2 separate regions of the Mus musculus genome follow, and region 1 is linked to region 2. The links are chromatin loops, found by intact Hi-C in ENCODE. Cell type or tissue: heart. All regions are shown on one strand.

Region 1 (8,000 bases), 360 kb after region 2:
GGTTAAATCATTTGCCCAGGATTCAGCATCTAGCAGTGTCAAAACAAGAGTTCGAACTCGGCCCCACAGGCCACGTTCTAAGCCCTTTGTCACAATGAAGAAATATGAGAGGTTTCTGAAGGCCTTGAGCAACCAGCTCTGTAGGGCCTAGAGCTCGAAGTTTTATCTGTATACAAACCAACTGACCGTGAATTCATTCATCCAGCAAACATTTCTTGGCTGGTTGTTGCAGGCTAGTTCCACGCTAGAAATTCCCACCCATCTCCTTTTCCTAAGGAATTGTTTTCCTTGGACTCAGGTGACTGTCACCTTAGTTCCCCAGAGTAAGGAGCAGGGACTTGAGGAAAACAGAGGTGATTCTCCTTGGCCCTGATTCTGGAAGAAATGCAAATAGTGGGGTTCACCTGTAGTTTCAGAAGGTAGCTGAGGGAGCTGGAGAGATGGCTCAGCGGTTAAGAGCACTGACTGCTCTTCCGAAGGTCCTGAGTTCAATTCCCAGCAACCACATGGTGGCTCACAACCATCTGTAACGAGATCTGGTGCCCTCTTCTGGAATGTCTGAAGACAGCTACAGTGTACTTACATATAATAAACAAATCTTTAAAAAAAAAAAAAAAAAAAAAAAAAAAAAAAAAAAAAAGAAGGTAGCTGAACCACTGATGGAGGAAGGTGGGTGAGGTGGTTTTTTGACGAGGCTCTCAGTAGCCCAGGCTGGCTTCAAACCTACAATTAAGTAAAGCTGATCACAAATTATTCCTACTTATTTATTTATTTTTGGCCTCAAATTTCTGATCCTTTGGCCTCAGCCTCGAGAGCTCTGGAATTACAGGTGTACACTACCATCCCTGGTTTATTTTGGTGCTGGGGACAGAACCCTGGGTTGAGCACGTGATAGGCAAGCTTTCTAGTAACTGAGCCATGACCCAAACCCTGAAGGTTTGGTTTCCTTCAATATTTTTATATTTTTATGTGTATGAATATTTGTCTTCCTGTATATCAGCACATCACATATACGTGTGCACGTTGCCTGTGGAGGCTGGAAGAAGATGTTGAATTCCCTGGAACTGGAGTTAAACATGGTTGTGAGGCCTCACATGGGTGCTGGGAGCTGAACTCAGGTCCTCTGCAAGAGCAAGCCCATCTTGTAACGAGGAGAGACTGAGGGTCATGGAACTGGCATTATTCAAGGTCACGAAGGCACTCGTAGAAACAGGATTGGAGACCTGGTTTCATTCCTGCTTGCTTCCAGGACTCCGGTTCCATTCCTGATCCTGGCCTGCTTCTTTTCTAGCTAGGAAGAGACCTCTGGAGGATTTGTGTGTGCGAGGTTCCCATTGCTTTTAAGAGTCCAGGATGAGAGCGGCCTCATCTGCGCCCACGCAGGGCTGAGTCCAAGGGTACCAGCTTTGGTTCAGGCGCCTGGCTGGGGAGTCTTAACCAAAGCTCCTTTGCTTCAGCCTCTTCCTTCCTTTAGCCTGCTGTGCCAAAGGTCAGCCACTGAAGCATCTAACAACGACCTGCATGCTCCCACCGCCTACAGACTCTGAAAGACCCCCTGTCTGTCCTGCATCACTGTGTGGTCTGCTGAGTTAAAGGAACGCTCCTGGGTTACAGCAGGGAAAAGGCAACAGACACATTCAAATAGATCAAAAACGTAAGCCTGGGTCATCCAGGGACCTAAGAGAAACCAGCTTGGCTCCAAGAAATCCAGGCTGGCCCGTAAAGCAGACAGGCCACGTGATGGGTGTCCCCCAATCTGGCAGTGCTAATGGAGTTACAGGCGCAGTGTTACCCGGGATTGCAAATGCTTGCGGTCCCCACCCATTTCGTGGCAGGAAGTCCAGTGTTTTCCAAGGGTTTTCCAAGAACGCCCAGAAGCCCGCTGGGGCGAGCCGCGCCTCCGGCCCGCGACCGCAGCAGAAGCTCCATCGCGCCCCCTGGAGGCGGCTCTCTGCTGGTTCCTGCCTGCTGATGCAAGAGTAGTGGCCTGCCTCCACCTCTGTTTTGAGACCGTGGTGATACATCACAAGTATCCCTTAACTGATGGAGAAAAGAAACCTTCTGCCTGCTCTGCAAAGCCGTACAGCAAAGCGACTAGGGTTCCCAAAGAGGAACGCCTTCATGCCTTCTTGCTTCTTCTTTTCCTCTAGGGGGCGCGCGCAAGCCCAGGACCGCTTTCCTAGTGAGGAGCTCGGGGTAGCAAAGTCGTACAACGAGCTTTTGTTGTCTAGTTTCAAGCCCCTTTCACGTTCTTGTCCCTTTGATTCCCATCATAGCCGTCCCACAGACAGCACTGTAACTATCTCCATTTCTCAGTCCGCAAAACTGAGGCATAGCGAGTTCACCAAGATGGAACAGCATTGCAAGGCCAGCAGAGCAGATCCAAACGGTTGGCAGCTCGTCTAGGCCCCACCCAAACCCAGAACTTCTGTGGTACCCCAGGCTCCTCCCAACACGGTGTTGGCCTACGCCACTCCAGGGGTCTGTGTTAGGCATGAAGTCGGCTAGGCTGCAGTCTCCACACGCCCAGGCTTTAGGCATTGTCTCTGTTACTCTGGGGGTACCAGCAGGCATTGTTCTTGGCTTATGGCTCTTTTACTTTAAGACACCTAGTACCTGGGTGGGTCTCAGTTCTTCAGTGGAAGAGTCATCTAAGAATAGCTGAGACTCTTGGAAGCAGCAGGAATTCTGCTGTGAACAGCAGCACTAGCGCGTGCTCACTCTTTCCAGCTCTTTCATTCCCCACCCTGCAGATTTTGAATTTACCCAGTCTGCCCTGATAAACACATAAACCCATTTCTTGCAGTAATCTCACTCATGTGTATGCCCCATCCCCCCACCCCCCGCCCCAAGTTCCCCTGTCCTACCAACGGGACCTGGACCAACCACCGTATTCTCTTTCCTCTGGTCATCTCCTTAAAACATAAAATTAAACCGAACCCACGTTTTTAGTAGGGGTTGAAGCTATCAAGGCCAGCAGGACTTCCTCTGGTGAGGCAGTGATGTGACGATGATGCTGGGACTCCGAATGAGCAGCCCCAGCATGGTGGCCGTTGCACCGGGCAGTTCCGACTTCTTTCCTCATGAGATTCTCCCTGGATTCTGAGACTCATTGCTCTCTTAGAGCATGTTTGGCTGTGTCCTTTGTGACTAGCCCCTTCTAGGTTTCTGTAGCATCCCTGCTCTCCAGGGGTCTGCCCACATTTCTCCCTAGCCAGCCCTTCCTTAGCCTTTTACTGTGTGAACAAATGAGACTAGGGGTAGCTTATTTCTGGACCAGTGCATGGTCACTATGTGTGTGACAAGCATCATCACCACCACCATCATCACCATCACCACCACCTCCATGCTAGCAAAAGGTAGGCTTGGGTAGCATCCACAAGGTGTCTTTGATGAGCATCACCAGGAGGTGGCAGCTATGATCACACTGGGCTTCTGCCTCATTGAAACAAAATGATGTGGGTACCAGAGCCTCAGAGGGCTGTCTAGGGAAAGCGGAGCTTATAAAAGAAATGTCACATACATAGACTGATTTAATGAGCCGGAGTGCTAGGCTCCCTGCCCCACGGAGGAAAAGCCTGCATCAGAATGCAGGAATCTGAGCCTGTGCTCAGCCCTTCTGCTGTCCTGTCTCCCACAGGGTGACACTCTCTGACCACATCCTCCAGGCCTGACTGGCTCTGCCAACCCTCTGGTTCCCAGCTCATCCCTCCCCTGACACTCCCTTTAGTCTCCTGCACCTCAGGGAGTCCTCAGCTCCCTGCTTTTGCTCCCTACCTTGCCGCTCAGGTCTGACCACATTCTAGAAGCTTCAGCTGTTCCTTCTCCGAGGTCAGGTCTGACTTCACCCTAGAGCCTTTCCTGCCCCAGCCATGAAACCCAGGAGGCATGAAGTGTGTGGTTCACGCCTCTTCTTCCACCCTCTGTGGACTCTGACCTATGTGAGGCAGGGCGCTGAGCACCCCTGGCTCTTACTATCAATCTGTAAATATTTACTGTGCTTCTTCTGCATGCACACACCCACCATCACTCATGGCCCTGCTGGAGACCTTTGCAAAACAAAAAACTAAGAATCATCAGAACAAAGGCCTCGGAGAAGGGGCTGGTTAGTCCTGGGCACACACGCCCTGCCTGCGTCTCAGTTCTCAATGTGGCAGCCAGATAAAGTACAGGATTCTCAGCTAACTTTGAATTTCAGGCAAATACTTTTTGAGTGTTAGCATGTTCCATATAATACATAGGACATTACATAAACAGGCCAGGGATTTGGCTCAGAGGGCAGCATGCTTACCTAGCATGTACAGCCCTGGGTTTGGTCCTTATGCACACCTGTAACTCTAGCATTTGGGAGATGAAAGCGAGATGAGAAGTTTAACGTTATCCATCAGCTTGGGTGACAAGAGATCCGTCTCCAAAAAAAAAAAAAAAAAAAAAAAGTAAACAATGTATCCTAAGCGCTGTGTTATTTGACCCACTTGCTGGGTGTTATTTGACCCTCTTGCTGGACCCTCCTTGGAACTGAGACTCTGATCCTAATTCCTGGAACATCTGGTGTGATTTGTGAAGCTTCACAGGAAAACACACAGATCTGGCCTTCGGCAGGAATGGCTGTGGCCTCGGCTGATGTTTCGTTCATCTCAGCAACATTGCTCAAAGGAAGCACAAGTCCGAAGACAACCTAATCTTGTTTCCTTTTTGTTGTTGTTGTTGTTTGAGGTCTCTGTAACCTGAGCTGGCTTTCAGCTCTTGTTCCTTCTGCTTTGGTCTCCCTCATGCTGGGATTTCTGCTGTGATCGCCATGCTGGGCTGACACCCACATTTATAGCACTGGTCCATACTTTAAAAAGTATGTATCTGTCTTGGAATGTGGCTAAAGATGATCAGACAAGCACATGTTTTTATTGCTACTCCTGTCTCTAGTTTGTAACAAGGACAGAAAAGAGATGCTTTAAAACAATAGACTCGGGCTGGAGAGATGGCTCAGCGGTTAGGAGCACTGATTGCTCTTTTGAAGATCCTGAGTTCAAATCCCAGCAACCACATGGTGGCTCACAACCATCCGTAATGAGATCTGATGCCCTCTTCTGGAGTGTCTGAAGATAGCTACAGTATACTCACATAATAAATAAATAAATACATCTTTAAAAACAAAACAAAACAATAGACTCACACACAAGTCTGGAAAACAGACAGGAATATCACCAGAGAGAAAGAGATTCCTGAAGGAGATACACACAGAAACATGGAGAAGTTTGGGGCTTAGACTATGTACAGGAGGGGAACCAGGGGAGTCCCTGGAGTTTCCCAAATCCCCCAGCACATCTGAGGGGTAGGAAGGGCTTGAGGTTACCAAGAAGACAGTTGTTTCAGATGTTTTGAGAAGTCTCAACTTGTTAATCCCTTCTGTTCTCCTCTCTGCAAGGAAGCAGTGAGCAGCAGCTCTTGACTCCAGACCCTAGGGGCAAATCTCAGAGGAAGATGGGAGAAATAGGAAATGAGACTGTGCCTGGCAGCTGAGGGACAACCATTGTCCCCAAGGCAGCCTTGAGAGTAGAGTGCCACACTCTGTCTCATCCTCTCCCCGGGCTCCAGGCAAATGACAAAAGCCTCTGAAAGCAATAAAGGACAAAACCATTAGAGAGAAGCCAGCACCAGGCTCCATAACATATGGGTCAGCACTTAAGGAAAGAGGAAGGACCATAATGGGGTCATTAACTATCCTCAGAGGCGTGTGAGACAACCATGAAGCCATTAATTCAATTGTATAGATCCCTTGCTCATGAATCCTTGCCTAGAACCACTCTGGTTCACAGTGACTCCAACTCCAACAGGAAGCCAACGTTATTTCTTTAATTGAATTTTTTTCCCCTCATTCATCTCCAGGGTTCTGTTTACCAACTGTGTACCTTTCTGATGTATCAAAAAAACTAACATGCCCTCTTCTGGAAGTGGCCCTCAGCCAATGGTGGACAGGACCTGGAATAGACACCTCTTTTCTCCCACACCTTGGCTGGAATGAGTCTGAGCTTGCTCCACCCTGGCATTTCCCAGCATGGTTGATGGAGAGGCTGTTGCCTTGACAACACATACTTCCTTGGTGCCTCCCTTCCTCTTCTTACTGCCCTGGTTGCCCTGCAGGTATTGCCTAGTATCAGGTTCCAAATGCTCTTTTGCACAGAAATAGTTTTTAAAGCCTTGTTTATTAAAGACCTCAACTAAGCTTGAGTAAACAGGCAGGTGTGAGAAAGGAATTCAGTCAAAGAGACTGAATAGCATGATGGGCTAGAGAGATGGCTCAGTGGTTAAGAGCATTGAACTGCTCTTCCGGAGGTCCTGAGTTCAAATCCCAGCAACCACATGGTGGCTCACAACCATCCTTAATGAGATCTGATGCCCTCTTCTGGTGTGTCTGAAGACAGCTACTTAGATATAATAATAAATAAATCTTTTTTTAAAAAGAAGCAAATATAGAAAACAGAAAAGTTACATGACATCAAGTCACCAGGTTAGTCTGACTACCATATATCCTAATGCCTGCCTAAAAGGACAAGTATTCGTATTTCTTAGATGATTTCTTCCTTTAAACTCTTTGACCTCTGAGGCAGGCATTGTTCTTCTGATGGAATTCATGAGCATTCAGGGAGGAAAGACTGTCTCTTCCAAGTTCTTCTAGACATATTTGGAACTTAAAATTCTATGCCTAGTCAAAAAACAGTATTCGAGGAGGTAAATAAAGGCATTTAGAAATACGCGAGGGCCTAGGCTGGAATACCTTTTTAATCACGATTTTAAAATGTGTTCAACAGTAAGGCTTTCTACAAAAAGCAGCTGTCCAAGTTTTAGCCTTCCCTTGGGCTGCACAGATGATAGACGTTCGAGAACAAAGGCTGTATCTCCCACACAGTCAAATATCCACCACGCTTTAAAACAATCAAGTCCCCCTCTTCTCAGAACGCGATAGTGTGGTGAGCTAAACCATCTTCTGCCCCAAGTAAGTTACGCTACGCCAGGGGTTCCCAGCCTTCCTAATAAATACAGTTCCTCGTGTTATGGTGACCTCCAACCATAAAATTATTTCCTTGCTACTTCATAACTGTAATTTTGCTACTGCTATAAATCATAACATTTACTGTTATGGTCGGGCAGTCGTGGTGCACGCCTTTAATCCCAGCACTTGGGAGGCAGAGGCAGGCGGATTTCTGAGTTCAAGGCCAGCCTGGTCTACAGAATGAGTTCCAGGACAGCCAGGGCTATACAGAGAAACCCTGTCTCGAAAAAACAACCAACCAACCAAACAACACACCAAAAAAACCCAAAAACATTTACAGTTGTAAATTATTTACTGCCATAAATATCTTATATGCAGGATGTCTGAGATGGGACCTCTGTGAAAGTGTCCTTGGACCCCAAGGAGGTTGGGACTCACTGGTTGAGAAACCACGCCTCTATCTATGACTCTACCCCCTTTTGAGAGTTGCCCGCAGGCAGAGTGCCCCCTGCTGGACTCCCACAGTTTCTCTTGCCATCCCTCCCCTGTCCCACCCTTGGCCTATTGACCGAAGTGGGTTTCCCAATGGTCCTCTCTACTCTTCTCCTGATCGGTACCATTAAACCCAGGAACCCTGATGATGTCATTGGAAAGTGGCGGTAACTAAGAGGCTGTGTCTAGTTGTTGGAAGGAATCACTGGGGACGTGCCCTAGCAAGGGGTATCTTACACCCATCCACTTTCTTTCGGGTTTTTCAGCATCTTGACTGACCATCAGGAAGTCCATCATTGTACCCTCCCGAGGTGTTCTCTGCTCTGCATAGGCAGAAGCAACGGAGCCAGCAAACCAAGGCCTAAGACCTCAGAAGCCCCCACCTCCCTTCCCCTGTCCTGTCCATGTCTCCCCTCCCCCCACACCCTGTCCTGAGTCCTCTGCACTCCTCCTCCCACCTGGTGCTGCAATTCAGACCACAGAGGAGAAAGTCCGAGATCAGAACTGGAGACGCAGGACG
Region 2 (8,000 bases):
TTGAATGAATTAGCAAACTCATTAAGCTCCTTAGTAGTGTAGCGAATTTCCTCATGGACTATACTTTCTACCTCCCCTCTAGGAGCCTGTTTTGCTTTGAGTCTGGTTACAGGTCTAGAAGAAACTATTGGTGGGCCGTAAGCAGACTCTGCAAAATTAATTTCCTCATGTGGGGAAGGCATTATTTCAAGAGGTGGGGCTGAGGGTACTACTTCCTCAGGTGGGGCAAACCCTTGAGAATCTGAGGATTCAAAATTCTCAGCTTCAACATGGTCTTCCCACACATCCCCGTCCCATGTTGTAGGATCCCATTCTTTGCCAATTAGAGCCCTTACTTTAACTGTCGACACACTCTGAGGCTGAGACTTGAATTTTCTCTGTAGTTCAGCCAACCTTACAATGAGAGTTTCTGTTTGATTTTCTGCAACTTGAGCTCTATTGCTACAAGAGAGAAGATTCTCCTCAAGGACACACTTAGCAACTTTTAGATCGTTTACTTGTGTCTGGAGCCTTTCGATTTTATCACACAACTCCTTCCTTTCATTCATCATTTTTTCCACAGATACTAAGAGCAGCCAGCCAGTAAAATCATTTTTCGATTTTTTCCCCATCTTGTAGAAAGCTTTGTGCACTGAATCACCTAATTCATTAAGAAAATCAAGGGCATTAGCTTCTTTAAGTTCGGAATATAGTTTCAACCATGGGTCTTCAAAATTCTCTGAGCTCCCAGGAGGGAGAGAATCTGGAGAGGTTTCAATATTTGAAAGTGCTGGTGGATCAACAAGCCAATTCCAGTATTTTAAAAGATTCATCCTTGTACTTCTGTTACTCTAGAACCACTCCTGGTACCAACTTCTGTATTAGTCAGGGTTCTCTAGAGTCACAGAACTTATGGATAATTTCTAAATAGTAAAGGAATTTATTGATGACTTACAGTCGGCAGCCCAATTCCCAACAATGGTTCAGTCGCAGCTGTGAATGGAAGTCCAAGGATCTAGCAGTTACTCAGTCTCACGCAGCAAGCAGGCGAAGGAGCAAGAGCAAGAGCTAGACTCCCTTCTTCCAATGTCCTTATATTGTCTCCAGCAAAAGGTGTAGCCCAGATTAAAGGTGTGTTCCACCACACCTTTAATCCCAGATGAAAGGCATAGCCCAGATTAAAGGTGTGTTCCTTAACTCGGAGATTCAATCTTCTGGAATCCATAGCCACTATGGCTCAAGATCTTCAAACCAAGATCCAGATAAGGATCTCCAAGCCTCCAGATAAGGGTCACTGGTGAGCCTTCCAATTCCGGATTGTAGTTCATTCCAAATATTGTCAAGTTGACAACCAGGAATAGCCACTACAACAGGTAAACATATACAAACATGTAAATGTACACTGTCTTAGTTACTCTTTTATTGCTGTGAAGAGACAACACAATCAAGGCAAGACTTATAAGACGGAAGCATTTAGTTGGGAATTGTTTACAGCTTCAGAGGCTTAATCCATGTACCATCACAGCAGGGAGTATGGAGGCACTGAAGCAGTAGCTGAAAGTCACATCCTGATCCACAGGCAGAGAAAGGGGGGCAGGGGCTGACTGTGCCTGGCATGGGCTTCTGAAACCTCAAAGCCCACCCCCATTGACACACTTTCTCCAACAAGGCCACACCTCCCAATCCTTCTAATCCTTTCAAAAGTTTCACTTCCTGGTAACAAAACATTGAATATATATGAAACTATGGGTCCATTCTTATTGAAATCACCACCCCACATAAACATACAATATATGCACAAATACACAGACACATGTCTATATGTAAATATACACATGTACATACATGTGTGTAGGCATGTGCACAGTATAACTATTCCACATACACTTGTACGCACACATGAATATACTATATGTGTACTCACACATATGCACACACATAACTATAGACATGTAAGAAATATATACATATACACACACAAAATATGCACATATAAACACATAGAGATACAAATATACACATGTGTACATATATGTTTATTCTGTGTACATGTATATATGTGTATGTGTGCATATTTGTATTTGTGTCCATGTACATATTTATGTGTGTATATATGAATGTTTATGTGTTTGTACATGTGTATACTTAGGCATGTGTGTACATATATATAGTTATATATGTACATGTGTATGTTTATATGTTTATGTGTGTATATGTGAATATTTATGCATGCATACATGGTATATATTTTTGCCTGTGCATGTGTATATTTGTTTCTGTTTGTACATGTATATTTATGTTTGTGTTTGTACAGATATATATTTTATGGTTTTTTGTTTATTGTTTTTATTTTATATGCATTGGTGATTTGACTGCATGTATATCCATATGAGGGTGTCTGATGTGGTTGCTGGGAATTGAACCCAGGGCCTCTGGAAGAGCAGTCAGTGCTCTTAACCTCTGAGCCATCTCTCCAACCCCTCAACTGTTTCTTTTAGAGGATTTCTGGATTTGGGAAAAGTGATACAGCTTGTCATGTGGTCTTGCCCTTATTGCTGGGGGACTCATTTAGCCATAAAAGGACAGCTCTACAGGCTTTGAGGACAGTGATAAAGACACACACCCTTAAGCACCATGCCTGTAACCTGAGGGCAAATTCTATCATAGACCCAGCCCAGAGTCAGATAGAGACGCCCATCAACACCCAAGGAAGCATGGTAGAGGGTAGTCTGATGTGGCTAAGGGAAGCCATCTTATCTTAGCGTTATGCGTGCCTGCCTGGTCACTCTGCCCTATCCACCCTCAATAGTCACACTCACCTCGGTGAGGGCCCTTGGATGGTCCATAACATTGACCATGGTCTAAACACAATATGTGGTGTCTGGAAGATGTTGCTGCACCTTGCAAAGATGTTACTAGGCCACTCCAAATCCCTCACTAATGTAATAACTCCCTAAGCACTGATGTAATTGTGGTTGTCTTTAAAAATGCTGTACCCCTGAGCTTGGAGACCAAAAGTTCTCATATCAGAGGGGTGAGCCCACTCTTGGTCTGGCCATTAAAAAGGACTCAGAACTTTTTTTGTTTGTTTGTTTGTTTGTTTTCGAGACAGGGTTTCTCTGTGTAGCCCTGGCTGTCCTGGAACTCACTTTGTAGACCAGGCTGGCCTTGAACTCAGAAATCTGCCTGCCTCTGCCTCCCAAGTGCTGGGATTAAAGGCGTGCGCCACCACGCCCGGCTTGACTCAGAACTTTTATTGACTTAATCCGAATGACTGCCAGTAAGTCTCTAGCGTGGAAGTAACTATCATTTCATTTGGAGGCCCCTGTTGAGCTCCCCCATGCTCTGTGGGACTCAGCCTAGCTCACACCTTCCTGGCCATGGAGAGGCTACAGGGTGGGGGGTGCCCCCTGACAGACATTCCAAGGCTCCTCTTCTCTGGAGAGGTCTGGCTGGAGTGACTGCTGTGTGTCTAACACTCCTCAGAGGTGAGTCTGGTTCTGGCTTTTGGTTCTGGCTGAGGAGGATAAACCCCCTCAGGGAGCCTTCTGGATAAAAGGGATAGCCCCCGACGGGGAGTCTTCTGGATAAGGGGATAAGCCAAGAAAATCTGCTTTGGGAAGAAATTTTCTGATCAATTTCTTCCCAGTCCTTCCCACTGAGTTGGGACCCCAGTAGTGGAGACGTGCGTTATGATTCCGCCTCTCAGGAGAGATATGGTTTCGGTTCTGCTTGAATGGATGGATGGATGGCCAACTGTGTGAATGATTAAATGCCTGACAAGCAAGTTTAGCCTAGGGAGTTAGTTGTTGATTTGATTTCTTGATTCTGTTGCTTGTGGACATTGACTCTGACATTCTGCTAGTTTTTCAGGATTCTGCCAGTAGGTGTCGCCCTCTCTATGCTGTTACTAGTTCGTATCCAGTGTCCCACCCCCCATCCCCACCCCCACCCCCTTCCCGGGCTAGAAATGTCTTCTTTTTTCTCAAAGATTGGAAATTTCCAGGTCCTGGAGCCACAGCCCCTACCCCTCCCGCGGCGCCTCTCGGGCCCGGGGATCGACAATGGAGGGTGGTTCTGGAGCCGCGGTCGGGCCCGAGCCCGGACCTGTTTCACATGGCAAAGTCCCCGGGACTTGAAGAGGCTGTGCTCACTTGGGCCCCGGCCCAGTCCCATCCCGGATGCGGAACTCCTGGTCCTGCAGGGAGGACGGAAGATCTGCAGAAGGGCTTGGGGGGGGGGGGGGGCGGCTGGGGGAGGGAGAGGTGGTGTACACGCCCTGCTCTGGTTCTGGCGGGTAGGCTCCTTGTCGCCAGCCTCCGCCACCTGTCCTGCTGCCTTCAGAGGCCAAGGAACCTTCTACTGGTCTCCCTTCCCTTTGTCTACAACCTATCTACTCCACTTCTTGCAGATTCTTCCTTCTCCCGCTCAACCTCAGACTCCTCCATGAAGTCCCACCGCACCCTGCCCACCTCCGCACCCCACCCCTACTTCACTGGCTTCTCCTGGATCTAAACTCTTTGTTTCCTTAACACCACCCCCACCCTCGGCTCCGTGGCTATTACTGGTCACGTGGCGTATCTGGTTTCCCCAACTTCTTGCACTTCCTTCACCATCTTTAGTTTTCCTCTTGAGAGCCCTCCATGCCCTGGATTCAGGTTCCAGCCTCTGTTTTTTGTCACTGGAGGCACCGCCTCATCATGATTTAGAGGAAGGGCACCGCCTTTTCCTAGTCTGCTTCAGATCCCTATAACTAGAAGACTCAGATCCGAATACTCCATTTTAACTAAGTCCCAAGCCCTAACTGCCCTCCTGCAATCTGTCGTCCAGACCTGGCAACTCCTGTGTGTTGGGGATGTTTGGAGCAGAGACTTCTAAGCCTCAGTCACTGGTTTGAATGCTTTTAAAGTAGCTTTTCCATCCAAGCATCGTGACTCGGACCCCGTACAGCACGTACACAAGTTCCCAGGCCTTGGACACTTTTCACGGGTATCTAATGACTAGAATTCAGGTGCAGCTCAAAAAACTGCCTTAAGTCTTAACTGTTTAAGACTACCGAGGTTCTTTGGGGTCCAGAGGAGTCTTTTGGGGGCATTTCTCATGATTCAAAGAAACTTTCAGAATTTATACTCCCTTTTCCCCCCTAGGGAAAACCCTAGGCTGTTAAATTTGGCTTTTGTCCCTCGGTCAGCTTCGGATATCCGAAAAATCTCCAAAAGCGAAAGGGTTTTACAGGGCTGGATACCTGTCGGTTCATCAAGGTGGCCCCAAAGTCTGCAATAACTGAGCACGGAAAGGCAGAGGTGAAGCTGTCTTGGTGGCTGGTGAGCCACAAAAGAGACAGGCAAAGGTTATAGGTTATGCTGGCTGCTTTCCTGTCAACTCACTTTGTGTGTCTTACTGGTCAGACTGCTCATGGCCAATGGAGAAAGCCTCAAAAACAAACAAACAAACAAAAAACAAAAACAAAAACAAATGACTAGTTACCAATAAAAGATGCCAGTCTGGGGAGCCATGGACACCATTAAGGACAATCACCTCATGCCAGCGTGGACAGTCAGCCTGGGTCATAAGCAGGTCTTCTGTAGTGGCCCCAGACTGCCCTTCCACCAATCTTTGAAAACCAGGGACCACTGTAAGAAGGATCCAAATGGAAACCATTTTGAATACAACTTCCATTTTGAACAGAGATGAAATAAAATGTAAGTTCCTAAGACCTCCCTGGGTAACTTGCTTGGCTAAGAAAGACATGTGTGTGGGTAACTAACGTCCTGGTTGGCAAGGTAAGCCGTGAATGTTAAGCAAGTTACCCTAAACCAACCAGCGGCATGAGTCTGTTCTTCGGCCCCGATCAATCAGAGCCAGCCGGAGTACAATAGATTTTTGTAATCTGCTTAAACACTACGGCAAATGTTCTTAGATGTAGTCAGGCTCCTGAGTCTGTGATGTTGTCCCTAATTGGTCAGTTTTTGCTGCCTAATTAAGATAAAGAACTTGCTTTGCTGGCCTCTTGTGACTGCTTGTGCTGTTTTGGGTTTTTGTACCCAACACCACCGCCATCTTTACTCCTCAAGAAACTAAACTTTCCTTTGCACCTACTGCCAACTCAGTTTAACTGTCCGTCTGTCTGAAGAACATCTTCTAGCTCCCCCAGACTCCACAGCAGACACAAAGCCAGACCCAGCAGCCCTGCTCCAGGACTTGCAGCACATCACCCACCAGTGTCCTGGGGTATGGGTTGAGAATCTCCAGGCTTGGCAGCACATCACCCACCAGTTGTAAGTCTCTTGGCTATAGCTACCCCTGTAAAGGGTCTGGCAATATCCCATGAACCAAAAGGCTGGAAATTGCTCCCTATATCAAGCGGCTGTTAGACACTAACAGTCTCACCTCTTGCTAGTTGTCTTGGAATTTGCCTTTCCTGCCTGTCCATAAATCAGGGACCTCAGATTATATCAGCCAGTCCAGGCTCTCTGAGAGGTAAATAAGTAGACTTGAACTATTCTTCCTATTGTTCCAAATCTATATTCTTCGCTCAGCCTCCTCCCACTAGACCTCCAGGTCTATACAATCCTGGGCCTTAAGGATCCTTTCTCTATCCTGTGGTGCCAATGTGCCAGCCATATTCACCTTCCATTGGACTGATTCAATGTCCAAAGAGACCAGCCAGCGAATCTGAACATGACTACCTCCCGGGGCTCAAGAATTCCCCTACACTCTTTGGGAAGCATTACAAAAGAAGTAACAAGATTCAGGGTGTCACGCCCTAATCCAAAGCTGCTCCAGTATGTAGATGATCTATTGGCTGCAGCTGCCACCGCCATCTGTTTGAAAGATACAAAAGATTTGCTCCAGCTGCTCCAGACATTGAGATGTCCAGACTCCGGAAGTTCAGGGGGGTTGGGGGAGGTTCAGCTCTGCCAAATGGAAGTCTCCTGTCTGGGATACAAAGCTTGCTCAAGGCAATAAACAAACAAACAAACAAACAAACAAACAAACAAACCTACCTCTCTGCTCTATGGGAAAGGAAGCAATCCTACAGATCTCCACTCCCTAAACCAAGAAGCAGGTAGGAGAATTCTTGGCGGGTTGGGTGGGATATTGCAGGCTCTGGTTTTCTGTGTTTGCTAAAAAAAGCCCAGCCCCTTTATTCTGGCCCTATAGGAGACCAGCCTTTAAAGTGAACTGAAACAGAGAAAAAAAGGAAAAAAGTTTTCAGGAAACTAAATGGAGCCCTGACGCATGCCCCATCTTGACCCAGATATAATTAAACCATCCTACCTTTTCATCCAGACCCTGGGACCAGGGCAGAGGTCTGTAGCTTATCTATCCAAGCGTTGGGACCCAGTGTTCTCTGTTTGGCCATCCTGTCTGCATGGCACAGTCTGCTATATTAGATAGGGAAGCTAAAAAGCTCATTGTGGACCAGGACCTGACTTTAACAGTTCCCTATGCTGTGAGAATCCTCCTAAGAGGAGCAAATGGCTGGTGGATGTCAAATGCCCAAACCACTCAGCACCATAGTCTGCTGCTTGGTCAGCTCTGTCTCACTTTTGCTGTAGCACAGAATCTCCTCCCTGCAACACTGATGCCCAATGACATCCCTGAGGTCCCCTGCCATGACGGTGAGGACATACTGGACACTTCTCAGGCCAGCTGTCCAGATCTCCAGGACATTTCCAGACCTGAGGCAGAAGCCGGTCTCTTTATGGATGGAAGCAGTCATCAATGGAGTTAGGAAGGCCTGAGCAGCCTTAACTATTCAATGGGCCACCGTACAGGCACAAACCTTGCCACAGGGCACATTGGCCCAGAAGCAGAGCTGTTTGCTCTCAGTGTCTGTGCCGTGAGTTATAGGGAGAGGGGCTACTGACTGAAAATTAAAAACCTTTAAGAATAAAGAGAAGAAGCCTTCTCTCCTTGAAGTCTGGCTCTCCAAGGAGGTGGTTGCTACCTATTCCAACAGCCAACACATCTGAAGGCCCAAGGAAATCAGAGGGCAGACCAGGCAACCCAGATAA

The links. Hi-C counts contacts between places; a loop is a spot of excess contacts. Peaks named below come from ENCODE experiments on the same cell type or tissue, not always from the same donor. Only the 100,000 strongest peaks of a DNase experiment are listed, where the experiment ranks them.
Region 1: it touches region 2 in a loop (2.3-fold over the local background); 3 of 42 quality-filtered maps call a loop at or near these places.

The regions. Positions count from the first base shown.
Region 1 is chr15:77,334,698-77,342,697 of GRCm38, forward strand. No RefSeq gene overlaps it. Among named protein-coding and RNA genes, the nearest start is that of Gm41352, 25 kb to the left of the region's middle. In heart, CTCF peaks have their summits at 3,412 (motif pointing right) and 7,497 (motif pointing left); DNase peaks (open chromatin) are centred at 1,814 and 2,424; H3K4me3 peaks cover 1,223 bases; H3K27ac peaks cover 2,142 bases.
Region 2 is chr15:76,970,027-76,978,026 of GRCm38, forward strand. No RefSeq gene overlaps it. Among named protein-coding and RNA genes, the nearest start is that of Gm35933, 14 kb to the right of the region's middle. In heart, a CTCF peak has its summit at 3,840 (motif pointing right); DNase peaks (open chromatin) are centred at 4,145 and 4,575; H3K4me3 peaks cover 1,267 bases; H3K27ac peaks cover 1,934 bases.